Linked DNA regions of Homo sapiens: region 2 is linked to region 1. Evidence: read pairs that join two places in POLR2A ChIA-PET (ENCODE). Cell type or tissue: Panc1. All regions are shown on one strand. Links, peaks and the distances in the headings refer to the core of each region. The heading gives the core; the rest is flanking DNA. Region 1 has its middle 230 kb from the start of LINC01254. Region 2 holds the start of LOC105371985 (a long non-coding RNA gene).

Region 1 (11,193 bases), core at 1,873-9,872:
TAAAGTATATAAACTTAAACTTATGTTAATAATTAATGTTTCAGTATTTTAACTTAGAAATGACTCAGATATTTTATGATTATTTATTACTTAATTTAACATAATATGACTTAAATATTTTAAATTACCAGACAGAATTTTGAAACTGTGACACAGGTACCCTCCCTAATGTCTTCCCCAGTTATCCCAGGTCCTGAGTACCCATGTGGCACCCAGGATGGCTATGAATGACAGAGCCCTTCTGGGTCCTGAATTTATATATCAGGTATAGAACTTGAGAGAGGACAAACCTGTGAAGAGGATGTCTAGAAGGTTTGACTCTCTCAGTATGGCCAGGAGGCAAAGTTGGGCCAGGGAGAAAGGGGCCATATTGGGTTTGACTTTGTTTTGCAGCTGGTGGTCAAGGTGCCAAGGACATGTCTCCAGGCCTCATTATGGCCACCTGTCTAGAGCCTAGAATTTATAACCTCAAACTAAAGACAAGCTCACAGTAAGATGTGTGTAAGGCTTTGGGGAGTCTAGCAGCCAGTCTTTTTCTTTAGTGAACAAATTAAGCATTAACAATATTATAGAAGCAGCAATTTTATTGCCTTAAAATATGTAGAGGGGACAGTATAAATCTGTTTAACCCATAGAACCAGGCAAAAATATTTTTATTATATTTAACTGACAAATTTGAAGCCGTTTTTATTTTATTAGAATTTTAAACTTACTTAAAATTTTAAATTAGCTTTATTTACCAAGTATATATAAATGTGATATAACTGTCATACACACACACACACACACACACACACCCATAAGATAAATACTTAGGCAGAATCAGATCTTATAGCTTTTATAGAGAATTTTTATTTGTTGTCTTTTAAATAGTTTTTTTTCCTTTTTTTCTTTTTCTTTTCTTCTTTTTTTTTTTTTTTTTTGAGACAGAGTCTTGCTCCGTCACCCAGGCTGGAGTGCAGTGATGTGATTTTGGCTCACTGTAACCTCTGTCTCCTGGGTTCAAGTGATTCTCCTGCCTCAGCCTCCTAAGTAGCTGTGATTACAGGCGCCCACCACCACACCTGGCTAATTTTTGTATTTTTAGTAGAGGTGGGGTTTCACCATGTTGTCCAGGCTGGTCTTGAACGCCTGACTTCATGATCCGCCCTTCTTGGCCTCCCAAAGTGCTGGGATTACAGCCATGAGCCACCACACTGGCCAATAGTTTTTTTTTCTGTTTAGACTATACATCCTTATACATTTTATCATCTTGAGTATTTGTTAGCAAGCAACCCTAAATTTGTATTTTTAAAGGAATGACTCTTAAGTGAAACAAAGTTGATGTGGTTTAGATGTTTGTTCCCTCTAAATCTCATGTTGAAGTGTGGTGATTTTTAATGTCGGAGGTGGGGCTTGGTGGGAGGTGATTGGATCCTGGGGGTCGAACCCTTATGAATGGTTTGGCACCATCCCGTTGGTGATAAGTGAGTTCTTGCTTAGTTAGTTCACATGAGATTTGGTTGTTCAAAAAAAAAAAATCTGGGACTTCCCCTTCTCTCTTGCTCTCTCTCTCTCTCTCACTATGTGATATGCTGGCATCCCCCTTCACCTTCCTCCATGACTGTCAGCTTCCTGAAGCCCTCACCAGAAGCTGAGCAGATAGTGGTGCCATGCTTGTACATTCTGCAGAAGTGTGAACCAATTCAACTTTCTTTCTTTATAAATTATGCCTTTATAGGAATGAAAGCCTCAGATATTCCTTTATAAGAATGTAAGAACAGCCAAATACAAAGACAGAAAATGTTTATCTCAAAAGTACAGAGCTGAGATGTTAGGCTCAAATATTGTATTATAATTTGTTCAAATTAAGGAATGAGAGTATAGGTAAAGGCCCAGGTAAGACAATATGTCAAGGAAAAATACCTCAAGTAAAAGTAAGACTAGTTATGTAAACTTAAACTAACAGTAAGAGGTTTTAGTTACTCATTTCTTCCTCTCTTTTTGATGCAGAGAGGCAGATATCTTTATAACTGAATTTTTTTATAGATGTGAATTTTTTTAAAAAAGGGTTTGAAAATGGCCACCTTAATGTTGTAAGCTGTATTTTGGAGGCAGATTTAGTTTAATAGGTGGTCTTTTTAACTTAGTTATTATTTTTTAGCTAAAATTATTGAGCTTAAGGTGGAGCTCATTAAAGAATAGGGCAAAGAAAATATTTTCTACGTCTGGACTCAGTATGGACAGCTCCGAAAAATAAGTATGCCTGTTCTACCTGAGGGTCTATCTTTTATAAATATTTTATCTAGAATAGCCTTTTAAAAAGCCTTTATAGAAGGATAGTAATTAAGCCAAAAGGCTAGCAGATTTAAGTTTCTAAATTAATTAGTCAATTAAGATTTTAATTTGTTTTTTATAGTCTTTTGAAAGAGGCAATAAAAATATTGAAAAAATTTTAGAAGCTTCTACACATTAGTAAACATTTTTGGATCAGTCTAATTTAAGAACCCTTATTTTTAAATGTATTTTTTAATGTGTAGTATTGTTTATTTGGAATATTGCATTCTAATTTTACATTATTTTTAGTAAGATTTTGTCTTTTTTGTAAGTGTTTCTGGTTTTGGGGGGTCTAATGCTTATATATGTGTGGGTAGTTGTAGATGGAAGGGGGGTGTTTTGTTTTTTAGAATTTAAAGATCTCATTTTACATTGAATTTTGGCTTTGGCTCTCAGATCACCTTTATTAACTTAGCCAGTGATTTTTCTCTACCTCACCATGCAAGAAAAAAATAGGGGTGGGAAATAGAACACAAACACCCCCGTGAAAGCCCCCCCACCCCAATTTTATTATTCACTGCCAGTTTCTGTCTGGCCCAGTTGGACATCTGAGGCTTCTACATGGATCTAAGCCAGTTAATTATCAGATCTATCCCATCCTGGACTCAGTCCAGTTTTTATTGGGACTTTTCAGCCCAGTTTGAATAAAAAATTTGTTCAAACTCAAAGAGCTGAAAACACAAATCCATGGAACCTCAGAACCTGAGAGAGAACTTACCCATGATTCCTAGCTTCTGTGAGAAGGCAGTGAGCACAGTGGGTCTGCTGAGTACCTCACTTGGTCGCTCAATGCTCCTGGGGGTCACTGGAAGTTAACTTTCAAGTCTCACTTCTGACACCATTTGTTAGACAAATTAAATTTAACAGAGTTTAATTGAATAATGAATGATTCACAAGTCAGGCAGCACACCCCTTGTTACCCCCTCTTCCAGCCCCACCCAACTAATTAGAATAGGTTTGGGAGACTCTGGCAGTGCTGTGTGGTTGGAAAGGATTTATGGACCGAAAGAGGAAAGTAATGTGCAGAAAATGGAAGTAGGGTATGGAAACAGCTAGATTGGTTACAGCTTGGTGTTTGCCTTATTTGAATGTGGTTTAAATAGTTGGCGACCTGTGAATGATTGAAGTCTGGCTTCTATCATTGGCTGAGACTTGGCTCCTTGTTACAAGAGCACGTTACACCTGTTTACACATGCAGTTAGGTTACAGTTCACTATATATGGAGAAATGTTAGGCTGAATTTAAAATATATAAGGAGGCAGCTTTAGGCTAACCAAATTTAACAGTAGACAGCAAACACTGAAGGCCAAGTCTCTTGACTTACATTCCAATTTCTTTCTACTACAACCCAACAGTCTCTGAGACTCTACATTAATAGCAGTCTGGCCTTCAAGTTATTAGAGCATTAAATGTCAGAAGCATGCTGTCCTAAACATGGAAAATCTATGAGCTTCCCTTTTACCTGTAACTATAATCCCATTGCACACAAAAGCTGCTGCATTTGATAGGTGAGAAAAGGTGTAGAAACTGTGGATGTACCTGTAGGACTCAGCTCCTGTAGGGAAGCTGTCTCTGGCCCTCTAAGGCTGAATTAGGGACATTGCCTATGTGGAATGAAGTGCCCCAAGCTCGCCCTTGTTGCAGAATTTACGTCACTGCTTACTTATTCTCCCCCCTTCTAGAATGTGAGTTTCTGAGGACACAGTCTGGCTTGTTTATGATTTATTCTTAGAGCACTTAGTGTTCAATAAAGAGGCATCAAAAAGATTCAAAAATAGGACATCAAGAAACCTGTGATATAATACTGTATAAGATTTTTCTCATACATGCTGGCCTTTTAAGAATAATGTCTGGCTCTTAGACAGTGTTTACTGTGGCCTGGGCATTGTTCTAAACTCTTTCCTGATGGAAGCCTGTGGCTAGTGTGCATTAACTATCAGGTGGGCACGATCACCACCCCTGTGGCCTAGAGAGCTCAGCAGTTGACCCAGTGTGGCCGAGCTGGCTGGTGACGAAGTCAGGGTGTGAACAGGCTGGCTCTCGCATCAAAGCTCTTGGACTCCTACCAGAAGGCAATACCTGATCAAGTGAATCCACACAGTAGCTGCTTGTGTTTTCACACCTGAGAAAAAGCATTTCCACTATGTTAGCACCAGTACTTTGTCCAAGTGAGGACAGAGTGGGGCTAAGATTACGCTTGGGGACTCTTAGCTGTCATCAGTGGATTGTGTGTGGGGTGTGTGTGTGTGTGTGCGAGGGGTGACGCCAAGTTTTGGTGACCAGTATCTCCCAATAACCCTCTCTCATGACCATGTTTGGTGGATCTCCAGAGCCCTCAACTGATAGTTAAAGATATTAGAAATAACTTCTTCTCAGATTCAAATAAATAAAATCAGAAATGAAAAAGGAGATGTCATGACTGATACCATGGGAATACAAAGGATCATTAGACACTATTATAAACAACTATACTCCAGTAAATTTGAAAACCTATTAGAAATGGATAAATTCAGCCAGGCACAGTGGCTCATGCCTGTAATCCCAGCACTTTGGGAGGCCGAGGCAGGCAGATCACGAGGTCAGGAGATCAAGACCGTCCTGGCTAACACGGTGAAACCCCATCTCTACTAAAAACATACAAAAAAATTAGCCGGGCGTGGTGGCAGGTGCCTGTAGTCCCAGCTACTCAGGAGGCTGAGGCAGAAGAATGGCGTGAACCCGGGAGGTGGAGCTTGCAGTGAGCTGAGATCACGCCACTGCACCCCAGCCTAGCCTCGGCGACAGAGTGAGACTCTGTCTCATAAAAAAAAAAAAAAATGGATAAATCCTTGGATACATACAACCTACCAAGACTGAACTAAGAATAAATAGAAAACCTCAGCAGACCAATAACCAGTAACAAAGTTGAATCAATAACAAAAAGTCTCTCAACAAAGAAAATCCCAGGACCAAACAGCTTCACTGCTGAATTCCACCAAATGTTTAAAGAACTAATACCAATTCTTCTCAAACTCTTCCAAAAAATTGAAAGAGTTAGAATTCTTCCAGACTCATTCTACAAAGCCGGTATAACCCTGATCCCCAAACCAAATAAGACCACAGCAAAAAATGAAAACTTAAGGTAGGGGGCAATAAAGCCTTGGACTCTGATGTTCTCTCTGAACCCCAGCTACAAGGAAATGCACTTTAAACATTTAAATCCACCAAGGTAAAGAGCTTGGCTTTGATACTGGGCAAAGTTCCTAGGGCAATGATTAAGTATGGACTCCACAATCATTGGGAGAAAATGGGAATTTTGCCCCAATAAGTCATCACCCAGATGCCCACCCTCCCTTCTTTCCCCTCTCCCCATCCTCTGTCCCTCTATCTTCCTCTAGGAGAGGGGTAGGTTGCCACGACAACACCAGAGTTAATGGCCCCATTTGGCCAGCCTTAAAGCCCAGCTCATTCTGGCCCAGGGACATCTCATTGGGAAAGAGATTCTGGATGTTTGACAAATGCTCAATTTGGCTAATAGAACCTGTGTATTTACTTGGTGCAAATTAAACAAGTCTGGATGTACAAGTTTCATTGTCCAAAGGGAGAAGGAGAGATGATTAGAGGAAGGTAGGAGGAGGGGAAGAAAGAAGGGGAATTCCAGTGGCCAGAAAAGTTTCCGATGCCTGATTTGTCCTGTGTCAGGGTCTGCCTTCATCACGTTACCAGGAGCTGGCTGTAGGAAAGAAAAAACAATCCCGAGACGACGAGACTCAAATCAAATAGGCCTGATGACAAGAGTCTCAATGGCACAGAGGTCCATTTCTATCCATCCTTATTGGAATCATACTAAGTGAGTCTCACAAGCAGGCTCCCAACAGGCTGACTGTGAGTTTCTCTACCAAATGAGACTGTGACCGGGGCCCAGGCTGTGCCAGCGTCCAGAGGGCTAGTGCTGTGGACTTATTCACACGTGCACTTCTTGACACTGATGTGTAAGCCAGGCCTGCTGTCACACTGGAGTTCCAGATGCTAGCAAACCAAGAGAAAACCTAAATCAAATAATTCCATGCAGTGATTAGTGCCGTAAGAAGGTCCTATAATTAGAGTGGCTTTGTGGCTGAGCAGAGGGGCCGGAGAGGAAGTTGGGGAGGAATGCTAGCTGGGCTGCTCCGGGGTCCTCTCTGAAGAGGGGACACTGGAGCAGAGCTCTGAATGGGGGGCTGTCTGTGCAGCCTCCAGTGGGCTTGGAGGCCTGATGGGCTTCAGCAGTGAGGGGCTGATGGGGAGCAGGAAGAGACTGGCAAGAGGCTTTTCCTTAGGTGCCGAGACTGACAATGAAGCAAGGCCTCTGGGGCCTGGACAGAGAACACAGCCTCAGATGGGCTCAGGGCTGGTAGAAGTACAAGAGAGGGAACATGGGCAGAGTTGTGTCCTGTGGATGACATCACTACAGGCCAGGTGGACACTGGGGACGGGGGCAGCTGAGAATGGGTGTTCTCAGGGACACAGGCACTGATGACTCACCCTTGCCCCTTTAACCCAAGGTTGCCAACCCTGTCTCCATCCACACCCATCAAGACTGTGGGACCAGGGCTATGGATGTCCGCTTGTGGGCTCAGGCTGCCTCCTGGAACCAGATATAGAATGGCCTCCGAGTGGGACCGCCCATGGAGAACAAGGGGAAGCGAGGTCGGGCACACACGTTTCAGAGGTTTCTAGCTTTCAGCCTACATGCCTTGTGCAAGTCTGTGTCATGTGACAGAAAGAGTTAGAAGCCCTGGGTTCAAATCTCACCTGTGCCACTTACTAAGTGAACAACTGAATGAGTAGTTTCTCCTAACTGATCCATTTGTAAAATCTGGATAAGAGAAGTAACACCAGGATCGCAGTGTGGTTCTGAATATCAACAAAGGGAGGCAATGCAAACGACAATGAGTGGTCAGGAGCAAAGAACTATGCAATGTGAAGCATTAATTACACTCAGGTTCACAGAAGACAGGAACCCCCGAAAGAAATGCATCTAAATTAATTTAGTTTCTGTAGGTGTGGACAAGGCAAGGGAAATAACTGACTTCTGATTCATCTTACCACAGAAGAGCTGGAATAGCTCCTCTTGATTCCGCAAATGACCCTTTCCCAGGGGAGCTGCACTCCCTGAGAGTCTGCATGGGCCTCTGTCACATTATATAGGGATTTGCAATGGCAGGAGAGTGGCCCTGTGGTTTTCCCTCAAAAGGAGTTGTATGGAACACACTCAGTGTCTGCCATGCTTTCTATGGGAGAAAGTGGTTCTTCCTTGTGATAACTCCGCTCCACAAGTCTACCCACCACTCCCTCTGAGGGATGCTGCCTGGATTCCCTTTCCCAGTGCTTGCTCGCTCCTGGTTCCAAGTCTTCCACTGCTTGTTTGGAGCTGAATGGTGCCTCTGACCCCCCATTCATGTGATAAAGTTCTAACCCCTCATACCTCAGGATGTGGCTGTTTTGGAGCTAGGGCCTTTGAAGAGCTAATTAAGTTAAAATGAGGTCCATGGGTGAGCCCTAATCAGATAGGACTGGCGACCTTACTAGACAGAGACACACACAGAGGAAAGACCATGGGAGGACACAGGGAGGAGACGGCCATCTGCAAGCCAAGGAGCCCTCAGGAGAAACCAGCTCTGCCAACGCCTTGATCTCCAACCTCAGCCTCCAGAATTGAGAAGTACTTTTCTGTTGCTTAAGCTGCGCGGGATGTGGCGCCGTTACATCAGCCTCAGCAGGCTAGCCCACCATGCTGTTTCTCGCCTGGCCTGCATTGTGGTACTGCGTCCAGAGTTGGTTCCTGACGGTGGGTTCCTGGTCTCGCTGACTTCAAGACTGAAGCTGCTTCTCGGTGAGTGTTACAGCTCTTAAAGATGGCACGGACCCATAGTAGTAGTAAATTTTATTGTGAAGACCAAAAGAACAAAGCTTCTACAGCCTGGAAGGGTACCCCACTGGGTTGCTGCTGCTGGCTGGTGGGTGGCCAGCTTTTATTCCTTTATTTGTCCCTGCCCATGTTCCATTTCTGCCCTGTCAGAGTGCCCGTTTTTCAATCCTTCCTGCGATTGGTTACTTTTAGGATCCTGCTGATTGGTGCGTTTTACAGAGCACTGATTGTTGCATTTTACAGAGCACTGATTGGTGCATTTTACAGAGTGTTGATTGGTGCATTTTACAACCCCCTTGCTAGCTACAGAGTGCTGATTGGTGCATTTTACAATCCTCTTGTAAGACAGAAAAGTTTTCCAAGCCCCACTCGACCCAGGAAGTCCAGCTGGCTTCACACCTCTCAGTACCACTGAGGCTGTAGTCTCAGAGAGAGGAGACAAGGGGGAACGCACTTGTTGGTAAAAGCCACAGTGTGAATCCTGCTGAAATCCTACCTGGAAGCCCAGTGTGGCTCAGGATAAGTTACTGAACTTCTCAGTAGAGAGGGAGCCTGTCATGGCTCAATAGTGCCCCACAAAGAAATATGTCTGTCTCCTAACCCCTGGGACCCGTGACCTTATCTGGAAGTAGGGTCTTTGCAGGTGTAATTAAGTTCAGGATCTTGGAATGAGATGATTGTAGATTTAGGGTGTCCTTCTGAGAGAAAAGGGAGGGGATAAGACATCAACGCAGAGAGAGAAGGCCACGTGGAGACAGAAGCAGAGATTAGAGTGAGGCGACAACAAGCCAGGCTTGCTCAAGGACTGCCAAGGATGCCAGAAGCCACCAGAAGCAGGAGCAGACTCCCTCGGAGCCACCAGAACGAAGCAGCCTGCCACACCTTGGCTCTGGACTTCTGTCCTGCAGAACTAGCAGAGAATACATTGGGGTTGTTTTAAGCCATCTAGTTTGTGGTAACTTCTTACGGCAGCCCCAGGAAACATGCAGACTTCACTCTTTGTGTGGCTGTCCCAGAGCCTGCTGCCCTGGATGGGAGGCTGTGATGTGAAGCTCAAGCTCTTGGCTCCAGAGCCAGACCCAGGCCCTGATCCTGCCCCCTGGCCCAGCCCTGAGACCTCTGAACCGTGTCCTGTCTGTTTCCAGTTTAGTAACACCTGCCTCACAGGTTGCTGTGAGGCCTGGATGGCATGTGGTAGGTACTAAATAGACAGCAGTTAGTATTATTGGCTTATTACCATGAGACTGCCAGCTCCAAGCTATTTCTACACTATCTGTGGCAACAGGAAGAGGAAACTCTGTTTCATTTTGTTGCCCTGGATCTTTATAAATGACAGGTAGGCATCTTAGTGGACGATTGTTCTCCATAAGGCATTTTATTTTTCACTTTGCTACACCATTAAGAATATGTCCTTAAAATTGTTTTTACATGCATTTGAATTTTAAAAATTGCTTCTTGGCTGGGCACAGTGGCTCATGCCTGTAATCCCAGCACTTTGGGAGGCCAAGGCGGGCGGATCACCTGAGGTCAGGAGTTCACGACTGGCCTGGTCAACATGGTGAAACCCCATCTCTACAAAAATACAAAAATTAGCCTGGCATGCTGGTGCACGCCTGTAATCTCAGCTACTCGAGAGGCTGAGGCGGGAGAATCACTTGAACCCAGGAGGCGGAAGTTTCAGTGAGCTGAGATGGCGCCTTTGCACTCCAGCCTGGGTGACAGAGCAATATTTTAATTTTCTGGGGAATCATAATATTCTAGTTTCATATTTTTATGAATTCAAAAGAGAGGAAATGATGATGAACGGATGGGGGAGTTTTGTGTGGAAAATGAAGAGATTCATTACAATTGGAGATGAGAAGATCAGTTAGGTCATTTTGTCCGATGTGAGAAGATTGCTCCTGGATGTTTGTGAACATTTTGTCTCATTCTATCCTAAGTGACTCAGCTAATGAGCTTTCCATAACCTGACGTTGGAAGAAGTGTCCAGAAACCTAAAAGGTTTCCCTATTAGGAAAAATTGTTCTTATTCCGATTAATTTTCTTGTGGCTCTGTGTCATTAGGTGAGACTCTTCATGCTGCCACAATGGTTACATCCTCCCACAGGAGAATCTAAAGAATTGTAATTTGTGTTTCACAGATGTTGCCTTGTCATAACTTCCAAATTGCTTTCCCAGATGCCTCAGCTCCTTTTGATTTGCTAATTGCTTCTCACTTCCAGAAGGCTAGATTCAGAAGTTTAGGTGATATTATCTGTAGTTCACAGCCTGGTGCTCAGTGTCCAAATCTGAATAAGGATGATATCATTACTGGAATAATCTAGTGATGAGGGGTCTAGTGATTAAAGATTCTGCAGTCAAAGTCAACTTGGCATCTCCTGAGCTTCATGACCTTGAGGTGGTTACATGACCTTGAGGAGGTTACATGACCTCGAGGTGGTTACATGACCTCGAGGAGGTTACATGACCTCGAGGTGGTTACATGACCTCGAGGAGGTTACATGACCTTGAGGAGGTTACATGATCTCTGCAAGCCTCACTTTCCTCATCTGTAAAACAGAAATAATCATAAGTTAGGAGTTCCCTCTCAAGCTGTTATTAGGATAAATATATGAAGCATTTAGTACAGGGCCTGACCTAGTAAATGTACCATGAATGTCAGCTACTATCATTATTGAAAATATAATTCAAAATCTTTAGAGGCCATGCCTGTTGTGGGGTGGGGAGAGGGGGGAGGGATAGCATTAGGAGTATACCTAATGTAAATGACGAGTTAATAGGTGCAGCACACCAACATGGCACATGTGTACATATGTAACAAACCTGCACTTTGTGCACATGTACCCTATAACTTAAAGTATAATAATAAAAAAAAATCTTTAGAGGCCATGGAGAAATTTACAATAGATTTTGTTAGAGTTGGGGTAGCAGCCAAGAGGAGAAGCTGGCTGACAGCATTGGCCATCCTGCTTGCCTTTCTCTTTTTC
Region 2 (11,193 bases), core at 1,831-9,830, 140 kb after region 1:
TAAGCTATGCTGATATCAGAAAGAAAAAGTGACATAGGCAGAAGGGACAGGAAGTGCAAATGGGCTGAGCTAGAACTTTGTCTGGTCCCTTCCAAGGTTAGCAGAGAGGCCAGGGAGCTGAGAGAAGCAAGCAAGAGGGGAAGTGGGAGGAGAGGAGGGTAGTTGTCTATGGGTGAGGATGTAGGCAGATCAAACTTGCAAGACCTTATAGCTCTGTAGGTAAGGCAGATTCTACCAAGTCCGAGGGCAGAAGCAAGGCAGAGTAGAGCAACAGCAGAGGAGCGCCATGCTCTGACTGGATGGGGAAGAATCTGGATTGAAGTGCCAGGGGAGGAGCTTTGAGACCAGTTTGGAAGCCATTGCAACAGCCCAGGTGGGAAGTGATAGCCTCTGGCCAGGGTGGCAGTGGGGCAAGGGTGAGGAATGGTGAGACGCAAGAAGGCAAGTAGAGCTGCAGGTATTGCGATGGATCAGATGTGCAGTGTAAGCGTCCACGACGATGCTGAGAGTTTTGGCCTCAATAACCATTTTTTGATCATCTTATGATCATCACGCCCACATGTCAGTAGAGGCACCATTAATCATACATGGAGAAATACAAACCTGGAGAGATGGAATCATGTTTCCGAGATCACAAACGTGGCAGGTCCAGGGATCTGGACACACCCCTGTGATCCACATTCCCCTGACCCCAGATCTCCTGCGTCCCATTTCTCCCCATAACTGCATCCTCTTGGAGGCCATCGGAAGCAGAATGAGAAGCAAGTCATTATGACCAAGAAAAGTCCTTGCCAGATGTCTGTCTTCATTCTCTCTGAAAGCCCACACGCCACCCAATCGGCTTCTGAATTACACGGGATCTAAAGGAGTGTTTCCTTTTGTTATTTGCAAAATAAGAAGGGGTCACTTCTAAGCTTTTTCTATGCACATCCTCTTACCATGAATCACTATTTCATGTTCAGTGTGTGGGCGCGAAATATTGGAAGCCTTCTGGGGGTTGCTGCTGGGGAAGAATGTTTCATTGTGTAACCACAGACATGGGCTACTCCAGAGTTCTTGACAAATGTCCATGTGTTTTCTGACCACCCTGCAAGGAGGCGGCACTGGTTTGAACTTGGCCTATGCACCTCACTTCAGCTCTGAGACACATGGACATTCCCGGGTCTGCCACAGGCTCTGTGGAGGGCGGCTGAGTACAAGACACAGCCATCCGCTCTCCTTTCATGCCTTGGAAGGAATGCCCATCGAATCCTTCCTTGCATCCCTTTAGGATGTTTTCTTGGGACTTAGAAAAACACCATTTTCTTTCACACAGGATAGAAGAATTTTTTCCCAAAGGTTGAGCTCAATAGCATGAACTTGAGGCTTTTTTTTCCTCAAATTGTGGTTGATGGCCATCTGTCTGTCACTGGAGGTATTTTTCTTAAATGAAGATTCCTGAACCCCACCCAAATTACCTGAAATTAAAATAGTTGGGGTGAGGCCAGGAATACCTGCATTGTGAGCAAGCTCCCCAGATTATTTTTATATCCACTATGTCTAAGCTTCAGAACTGGATGAAGAACCAGAAATGCAAAGCTCTAGTCCTGTGGGAGCCCCTGCATTCACTACTTGAGACCATTTTGAGGCCAGCAGACCCCAGCTGGATCCCATCTTCTCTACCGCCAGTCCTGCCCTCCCCAGCAGGCATACAAGAGCTGCAGGGACCAGGCTGCCCCTAGCCCTCTGATAAATGCTGTCACAGCCTGGCTGCAGGTACCAGGACTCAGAGGTTGTCCCGGGCTTCCCCAGTCTGGGTAAGAAGCAGCTGTGATGGATGGCCCCAGAGGGACAGGCTGACCCAGGCCCCCTTTCTGGTCCTGATGAGAACTGTGCAGCAAGCTCATAGCCAGGACTGTTGGTACATCAACTGACAAAGAAGGACTTGGCCTCTGGTGAGCATAAAATCCTGTCTTGACTAAGGTTGAGGGGGTGGAATTGACCTTTCCAGAATGTGCACCCTTCCCCTTAGTCTAAACAAATCCTTTTGCCCTTTTCCACTCAGCTGAGGGCCAGGCCCCCTTCCTGACTGCCCCAGCTCACACGAGCCCCCTTCTCGAAATCCCATTGCGCTCCCCATCGCCATTGGCCTCACCTTACTCCGTCTTGCCTTTTCATTGCTGATTCATGTGGGTTACTGTGGTGCAGTGGAAAGAGTGCAGACCTTGAGCCAGCAGATCCAGGTGTGAATCGCAGCTGTAGAGTGCAGTGTCTACCTCTCAGAGTCTCAGGGTCTTGTGTGTTCAGTGGTGATGAGACCACACAGCATCGTGCAGGGTGAAATAACATGACCCATGGAAAGCTCTTGATGCAAAATGAGACTCCTCCCTGTCCTGCAGAGCATACCAGTTTAAGCTATATTAGATACAGCTCTGCTTTTCTGTTCCTAGAAAGTTTGACAGCAGCTGACATTTCCTGAGTACTTACTGCCTGCTAGGCACTGTGCTAAGTTCTTTCATGTGTTATTTCAGTCAATGATCCCAACCACCCTGTCAGATAGGTCCTATTATTATCCCCATTCCACAGATCTGAAAAATAGAGGTTAGCTTGGTTAAGCCATCTGCCAAAGAGCAGATAGTGATAAGCTGTGGTCAGAAATCAAACCCAGGTGTGTCTGGTTCCAGGGCCCGTGGGATGCTAGTCTCTGACCACAACTCACATGAGTATTATGTGAGTTGTGACTCACATACACACTTGCTGACTGTAAGTTTCTGGATGTTTTCATGTCAATGAATACTGTAACGAACCAACCAAGTTCCTAATTTTTTTTAAGGGCAATGGTTCCTTCATCCTTATAGTCCCACGACTACACTATAAATTCCCACAATCCACCTCTAAGCACCTCTAAACCCAAATTATTTTCCTTCTAAAATAAACCAGTATAATAAATAACAACAGTAATGATCATGGTAACAATAAACATTTTGAACGTAGTTTTTCTCTTCTTTTTCTCCTTTTGTTTCATGACAGTGGATAATGTGAGAGTGGAGAATGGAACAGAAGCTTGGAGAGGTGACGGCAGCGACTGAGCAATGTGTGTTTGTTGTACCTACCCTCTGTCAGGGCTGTCTGGGGAGAGCCGTGATGGGGTGCAGGGCGAGGCGTCTTATACCATGCTCGTCACTCTGGAGGAAACACAACTCCAATCACAAGAACTGAGCTGAAGTCTCTGGTTCGTTATTTTTTGTTTTGTAGCTGAGAATGTTAGTAAGCTCTGCTGCTGTTCCACACACAATAATGCCAACTTCCTTGTGAGTCACTGAAGAACATGGAATGTGGTGTGTGAATTGCTTCGAAGACCCTGACTGGCCACCCGAACAACAGGTGTCAGTTCTGAATTTAGGAGGTGCTTAGTAAATGTTTACTTCGGGATTTTAATTATAAATAATTGTCTTAATCCTAAATTATTGAATTTGACCACACTTGGAGGAGGCAGATCTTGAGTTCACTGGGTTCATTACCTGTAGCATTATACACCCACCTGGATCAGTTAATAAAAATGGATAAGCAAGAGCTACAATGAGCATCCGAGAAACACATGCCTGCCTGACCCCACACATCTGACAGTCAAAGTCAGTGACATTTCAATGCTTTTCCAACCACCAATTCGTATGATCCTCATACTGGGTGAGCACCGACGTTCTGTAGATAAGTAAATGAGGAGAAGTCGGTCCACTTTACATAAGCTTGAATCATATGTGTCAAAAAAAAAAAAAAGTAGGGGGATGTTAACATCTTTAACCATTGTGTTCCAGAAGGTAATTTTCTCCCCACCTCACTGTAGGAAACTGTGTAGCATCATTTTGCTGTTTATTCTGTCTACTCTCTTTCTTTGAAGAAATAAGTGTGATAACATAATTTCTAACTCTGTTAATCAGTAATTAAGACAAGAGAAGACATTGTTTTACTGGTAGTAAATTTGTAAGAGTAAAGCACATAAAATTGATTTGAACAATTTCCAGTGATATGCTTTTTAAAATATTTACTCTTAACTTTTCAGTAATCACATTGAGGTTTTTCTATTATCAGTATTTTAAAATGAAATTTTTAATAGTGCTGTATAAAAATTGATTTATGTCATACTAAAAACCATTTCCAGCTGATTAGTTTCTGCTGTATCTTAGGCTAACTCAAGTGCACAAAATTTACATTTAGCTGTATTTGGCTCTTGGACCTGTTATAAAATATTAGTGATGAAAACCCCTTAGTTTTAGCATGGTGTCTCTTAGCACAAATTCAGTTACAAACAGTTAAAATTTCTAAATTCTCTGCTGTAGACTTTCACATATTGGATTGTCATAATAAGCTTCAAAAAGAAGAAAATAAACACTTTTATATACAGTTATATATATATAAAACAATTTCAAAAATAGAAGAAAGTGAAAACATTTTATTTTATCAGCAAAATAAAAGTAAATACACATTTGTATGTATATTTAAAGTTGCAAAAATGTTTAATAGTGAACATCGTTAGGAGAATGTAATAAATGATAAATGTTCATTCTTTCTCATACATTTTTCTAGCTAAGTATGTGACTATAGCATGTGCTGCCTCGTTAGGTAACAAAAAATTTCTTGGATTTGACATTCAAGAAAAACTGCATTACTGTAATTAAATTAAAAATTAACTGTAATACTACCTCTAGTGATAATTCTTAAATTATTTTTCTTCAATGTTTTTCCAATGATTGTTTTATGATCTGTGAATGGATTCATAATTTTCATATTTTCAAACCAGAGCCCTTATGAAATAGTAATTTAAAAATTACTTTGAAGCATTCAGAAAATTATTTGTGCTGCTTTTTTTTTTTTTTTTGTGATGGAGTCTCGCTGTGTTGCCCAGGCTGGAGTGCAATGGCGTGATCTCAGCTCACTACAAACCTCCACCTCCCGGGTTCAAGCAATCCTTCCACCTCAGCCTCCTGAATAGCTGGGACTACAGGCACGCACCACCATACCTGGCTAATTTTTGTATTTTTAGTAGAGACAGGGTTTCACTATATTGGCTAGGCTGGTCCCGAACTCCTGACCTCAAGTGATTCACCTGCTTCGGCCTCCCAGAGTGCTGGAATTACAGGCATAGGAAAAGTATTTTTGTTGAAGTGCAGTGATATCGGCAATTTGAAAAATCAAAGAGACGTCTCATAGTGAACTTTTTTTGTGCATTTCAAAACATTTTAACTTTCTTAAATATGTGAGTTTAACTCCAAAATTGAAGACAAGTCATCATTCCTTGAAGATTCAGCTTAAGTAAAAGACACATCTATGGGAGTTTTGCAATTCATTCTTCCAAGAATATTTAGCCAAATATTAAAGAATTGTCCATTTAAGACTATAAACTAATAATCTTTTGAAAAATCTTCTTTCCAAGTAAACAAACTTTATTCAACATTAAGTAATAAATGCATTCTTATTCTCTTTTTAAAGAGAAGTGTTACATTTTTATGTCATGTATTGCCCTTAATAAAATATACACTTGTACAGATTATACAAGAACTTTAGTTAAGCGTGAAAGCATTTGTGAGGGATGGATGCTGCACAGTGTTGGCAATGACCAAACTAATGTGTGCATGTCAATCTGGCCTTGCCAGTTTGTTTAATTCTATTTCTTACACTAGATCATCTGCCAATCATATTCACCAGCCCACCCAGAAACAGTTCAATACATTTTCTATACAGATATTTTGATAATAAATGTATGTAATTATAGATTAAATATGTCAAACCAGGTACCTGAGAAGTGATTGAATAGCCTCATATTAATTCTACTTTCATATTATAATCAACAAACCAAAAACAGAATGTAAGGGCTATGCTTAAGATACCAATTAGCTTATCATCTACCAGACTAATCATTTTTATATTTTAGAATGTTTAGTGTTTTTGAATCAATATGGAATGTATGAATAGTGGTGGTTTTCATTCTTTTTTTTTTTTTTTTTGAGATGGAGTTTTGTTCTTGTTGCTCAGGCTGGAGTGCAATGGCATGATCTCGCTCTCTGCAACCTCTGCCTGCCACCACACCTGGGTACTTTTTTTGTATTTTTAGTAGAGACGGGGTTTCACCACGTTGGCCAGGCTGGTCTCGAACTCAGGTGTTCTGCCTGCCTTGGCCTCTCGAAGTGCTGGGATTACAGGCGTGAGCCACGGCGCTGAGCTGAGTTCTGATGAATTCTGATAAACCTCCCTCTCCTAATATGAGAAGTGAGTGTGTAATGGCACCTACTTCATGAAGATGGTGAGAGGATTAAATGAAATATGTGTACAGTCTTACCTAGTCAGCACACAATAAATGATAGCTGTTTTCAGTTTACAGTTGTTTTGGTTTCCTAGGGCTGCCATAACAATGTGCTGCACACCAGGTGCTTAAACAACAGATTTTTGTTTTCCTACCATTCTGGAAGCCAGAAGTTCAAGATCAAGGTTCCAGCAGGGTTGGTTTCTTCTGAGGCCTCTTTCCTTGGCTTTAGATGGCTGTCTTCTTGCTTACCCTCATGTGGTCTTTCTTTTATGCATTTTCTGATACTTAATCCCTCCCCTTATAAGGACACCAGTGATACCAGATTATGATCCACTCTAATGGCCTCCTTTTAACATAATTACCTCTTTCATTCTGAGCTACCGACTCAGAATGAAATGTATGAATTTTGAGGGGAGGGGAACCCATTTTGACCCATAACAATGGTCAACAATAAAGTTTTGTAGAATGGCAAAACATGGCTATGGAAAACTACTCATCTCTTTAGCACTCATTTTACAAAAGATCAAGCTGATAACCAAGAGGTAAAGTGTTTAGCCCAACTACACGGATTAATTTGTTCTGAACAAAGAATTTAGGCCATAAAAGCCTGATCTCTTTTCAGAAAAATTTAAAGCATCAAATACTTAATAGTTACTTAAATCAACATTTTAGCTCGTATTTTTCTGAAAATCTATTGAGAATATTTATTTCTCCTCAACCTTAAAAGTCCTTTAATTTTTTATTAAAAGTTAATTTGATGAAAATGTCTGCTTACCTTGATTCTACCTAATTTTTATGTCCTAATGATCCAATATCTTGCAGGCCATCTGGCCCTGATGATTTTTGTAAGTTCTCTGGTACAAAAAGTCACACAATATAGCTAAAATAGTATCGACTCAACGCTTGTTAGCTCTTCTGCAAATAAGCTGTGTTATTTAGGCAACTGTCTTCACCTTTGTTGGCCTCAGTCTGTTTATCTGTAAAATGAGAGAATAAAGTTCTGTGATTTTGTGAAAAACTATTGAATTCGAATGATCGTGTGAATCAAGCTATGTTTCCCATAAGGACCACACCACCATCCAATTCCAACATGCATTTGTCGTCTGCATTTCTATACAGTGGATCAGAGCTGGAAATACTACTTCCATTGCCCTTAGATGACAATCAAGGCTGGATTCAGACTGTTAAAATGCATTTTACCATGACTACAGAAAATGCTGGAATTCCCATTTTCTGGATTTCAATCAGTATTAGCTTCATTCACTCTGGTTTAAATTATTCTCTATTTTTCCTCCAAGAATTTTTGGTGTGTCTTAAGAGTTGGGAATATTGATTATTTTCACCTTAAAAAACCCTGTCTTTTAGCCGGAAGCAAGGTTTGTGAGCCACGTTCACAATCTTCCTAGAAATAAACTCTCATGGAAATCATATCATCTTAAGGAGACTCTCAAAAGTATTTTAACATTTTGTCGAGAAAAAAGGGGCAAGTAAACCTACAATAGATGCCAGTGGGGCCAGAAATAAAGAACAGAGTGCAAAATTAAAACCCCAAATCAGTTCTAAAGATTGTGACCTTCACAGCAGAAGATTCACTGAGGACATTTGAGAGTCTAGTCATCTGTGTTGACTGTTCCTTTGATCATTCTGTGTTTAAGCATATATCTCATTTACTCTCCCAACTGCCTAACAAATTATTTATAAAATTTTACAAAGAAAAGGAAACCCCCTAATAGCACTAGAAACTAGGCTATTCATTAGCATGCAAGGATGTCACCTGTCCCATCTGTGAGTATCTGGATAGATCTTGCCTCAATCAAGACGGGAAAAAAACAAAGCCAATGAAACACTTCTAGCCACAGGAAAAGAAAAGTCCTATTCAGAAGAAGCATCAGCTGGGTGCAGTGGCTCACACCTGTAATCCCAGCACTTCGGGAGGCCGAGGTGAGAGGATAGCTTGAGTCCAGGAGTTCAAGACCAGCCTGGTTTACATAGCAAGACCCTGACTCAAAATAAATAAATAAATAAATAAATAAATAAATATAAAAGAAGCACCTTACCACAAGAAATACAAGAAAGTTTTCAAAAACATTAGATTATGTTCTCAATAAATCTCAATGAAGCATGAACTTCATGAAGACAGTGATAAAGGCTGAAATATAAGATGAGATGGAGCAGGGCACGGTGGCTCATGTCTGTAATCCCAGCACTTTGGGAAGAAGCCAAGGCAGGCGGATCACCTGACGTCAGGAGTTCGAGACCAGCCTGGCCAACATGGTGAAATCCTGTCTCTATTAAAAATACAAAAAATTAGCTGGGCATGGTGGCGGGCACCTATAATCCCAGCTACTTGGGAGGCTAAGGTAGGAGAATTGTTTGAACCTGGGGGGCAGAGGTTGCAGTGAGCCAAGATCGTGCCATTGCACTCAAGCCTGGGCAACAGTGTGAGACACTCTGTCTCAAAAAAAAAAAAAAAAAAAAAAAAAAAAAAAAAAGATGTGATGGAAGGAAGCAGTGGCAACTGAAAAGGTGATGGCACAAAATTTTTAAATCCGCAAGGAGCTCAAGTTCAAGGTGAAGCTTGAGCATATGTTTGCCTTTCCTTCCAGCCCAAATTCCATGGCAATAAGTGAGGTTTATAAGAGCAGAATAAATCCATAGCAAAAAAGCATAATGAGTGAGTATGGTACTACTGGGAGAATTTTTGAGAGGCAGTTTCAAGACAGAAGTTGAACTGATGGAGAAACCAGACTCTGCAGAGGCCTCCACCTTCCAGCTCAGGGGAAAGAGGGACCAGCAAGAGAACTGCCGATGTTTCCGACGGACAGCAGCATTGGTAAAAGTAATTTAAACTGACATTACTCATTTTCAACCACTGAGATGTACTCTCCCCACCCCCCGACCCCATCCCATAAGCCTCCAGTTCATCTGGCCCCAGGGGGCTTCAGAGACCAAACCTCAAGTTCAGGAGAGAGAAGACTGTTCATCTTATGATACTGAGGGCTGAGTCTGAAGCTGGGGTGAGTCATCCATCCAGTGAGTACTCTTGGAAGGCCATACTAATAAGGCTTTGGCTATTTTAGGATTAGTTTGTGGGGATTAGTAGGGCCTGTCACAGATATCCAGTGGGGCTTTGGTGAGCAGGCTATGGATAATACAGTCCATTATGTGTATACAATTTTTGCTACTATGTAAACATCAGAAGGGCATGTGTGGAGACAACTAAACAAATAGGCAAAAATAAAAATATTGGTAGTTGAGGTGCAGAGACAACGAGTGAGTGCCTCGCTTCCTGCCCTGGCCTTGGTGGCACTGTCATAATTATGGGGCCGCCCTCATTGTGTTCAAGCAATTACCCTGTAGCAGGCTGCCTGGGCTCTGCAGCCAGCCCCATCCCCCAGATAATGAGAGGAACATCTTCGTAGAGTTGTTGTGAGTGGTAAATGAACTCGTACACAGCACATTAAAAAGTCTAAGTTGTGGCCGGGCACGGTGGCTCACACCTGCAATCCCAGCACTTTGGGAGGCCAAGGCGGGCAGATCATGAGGTCAAGAGTTAGAGACCATTCTGGCCAACATGGTGAAACCCCATCTCTACTAAAAGTACAAAAATTAGCCGGGCGTGGTGGTGCTCGCCTGTAGTCCCAGCTACTTGGGAGGCTGAGGCAGGAGAATTGCTTGAACCCAGGAGGCGGAGGTTGCAGTGAGCTGAGATCACGCCACTGCACTCCAGCCTGGCGACAGAGTGAGACTCCGTCTCAAAAAAAAAAAAAAAGTCTAAGTTGTTAGCTCTATTTCTTGTCTGTCTTCCCGCTGAATTATGCACCTCTGTGCGTGGAGGCTGTGTCTGTTTGATTCTCCAAAGCATGCCTAGTATCTAGTACAGCACTACAGCAAAAAGTGTAGGATAAATGCTTGTTAAAAACCTGGATTTTAGTTTAAAAAATAATATTTTTCATATCGCATGGTTTTCAGCAAAAAATAAAACCTATCATTCTACGTTTCCTCATTGGGACGCCTCTGGTTTTGCTCTTGTCGCCCCGTGTAGCAGTTTAGATTTGTCATCAATTACAAAAGACACAGAGTAACCTGGCCTCTATACTGTTCACCCATCTGTTGCTCTTTCATGAGGCAAACTCCTCACAGGTGATAAACGAACTTAACCCTAAAAGAAAATGACATCACCTGCATCTCAATGTAGTTCTGCAAGGCTGAGTCTGTGTTTCTGGCCCTGCCTATGCCGCTGATGGGCCTGCCAGGATTCTCTTCACTTGGTTTCTGCCCTTCAGTTCAGTTTCCTTATCTGCGAAGTCAGCTTTAGGCTTTGTTCCTGACAATGGGAGGGTTGGGAAAGGTGAGAGGCTGGGAGAAAGAAGGGAGGGTGAACAGGTGGAGTCTACACTTGCCTTCCCCTGCCCCTAGCAAAGCTGCCCCTGCTCCTGCCAGAGGCGTTGAGCTTCCACTTCCAAAAAGAAGTTACTTCTGCCACATGCTTTGAAAATCACTTCACTCAATAATTGCCAAAGTTTCTTTCGCCTTCGACAGATTTTGACTCAGTCCACTCCTGCTTTGGAAGTGTATATATATCTTTTATAACTTCAAAACTCTGACCAGAGGGAAATGAGTTCAATATATGGCTAAATAAGAGCAATGAAGTAGTGAAATGAAGGGTTACTTTGATCTTTGTTAACAGCAACACGTATATATACAAATTCTCTCCCACCTGCCACCCATTCTAAACCCTTTCTTCATCCTGCGTTGAGTTCGAGTTTCAGTTAAACTTGTCATCTCCATCAAATCACCCGGGTAGGGCAGGAGGTCATTTTCTTTATCTATCGATCACTCTATCTATCTATCATCTCTCACCGTAGCAGTTCACTCTGGAATGAAAGACTTTCAAATTTGTGGTTTCCTGA

What was found. Peaks named below come from ENCODE experiments on the same cell type or tissue, not always from the same donor. Only the 100,000 strongest peaks of a DNase experiment are listed, where the experiment ranks them.
Region 2: POLR2A ChIA-PET joins it to region 1 with 10 read pairs; 2 of 35 experiments call an interaction of 5 or more read pairs at or near these places.

Annotation. Positions count from the first base shown.
Region 1 is chr18:10,183,395-10,194,587 of GRCh38, forward strand. No RefSeq gene overlaps it. Among named protein-coding and RNA genes, the nearest start is that of LINC01254, 230 kb to the right of the region's middle. In Panc1, for the core only: no CTCF peak of the experiment used is centred there; no DNase peak of the experiment used is centred there.
Region 2 is chr18:10,320,014-10,331,206 of GRCh38, forward strand. It overlaps LOC105371985 (a long non-coding RNA gene), which reads right to left and starts at 3,317. Exons shown (of 4, transcript XR_001753346.2): 1 at 3,093-3,317; 2 at 2,135-2,372. In Panc1, for the core only: no CTCF peak of the experiment used is centred there; no DNase peak of the experiment used is centred there; H3K27me3 peaks cover 1,683 bases.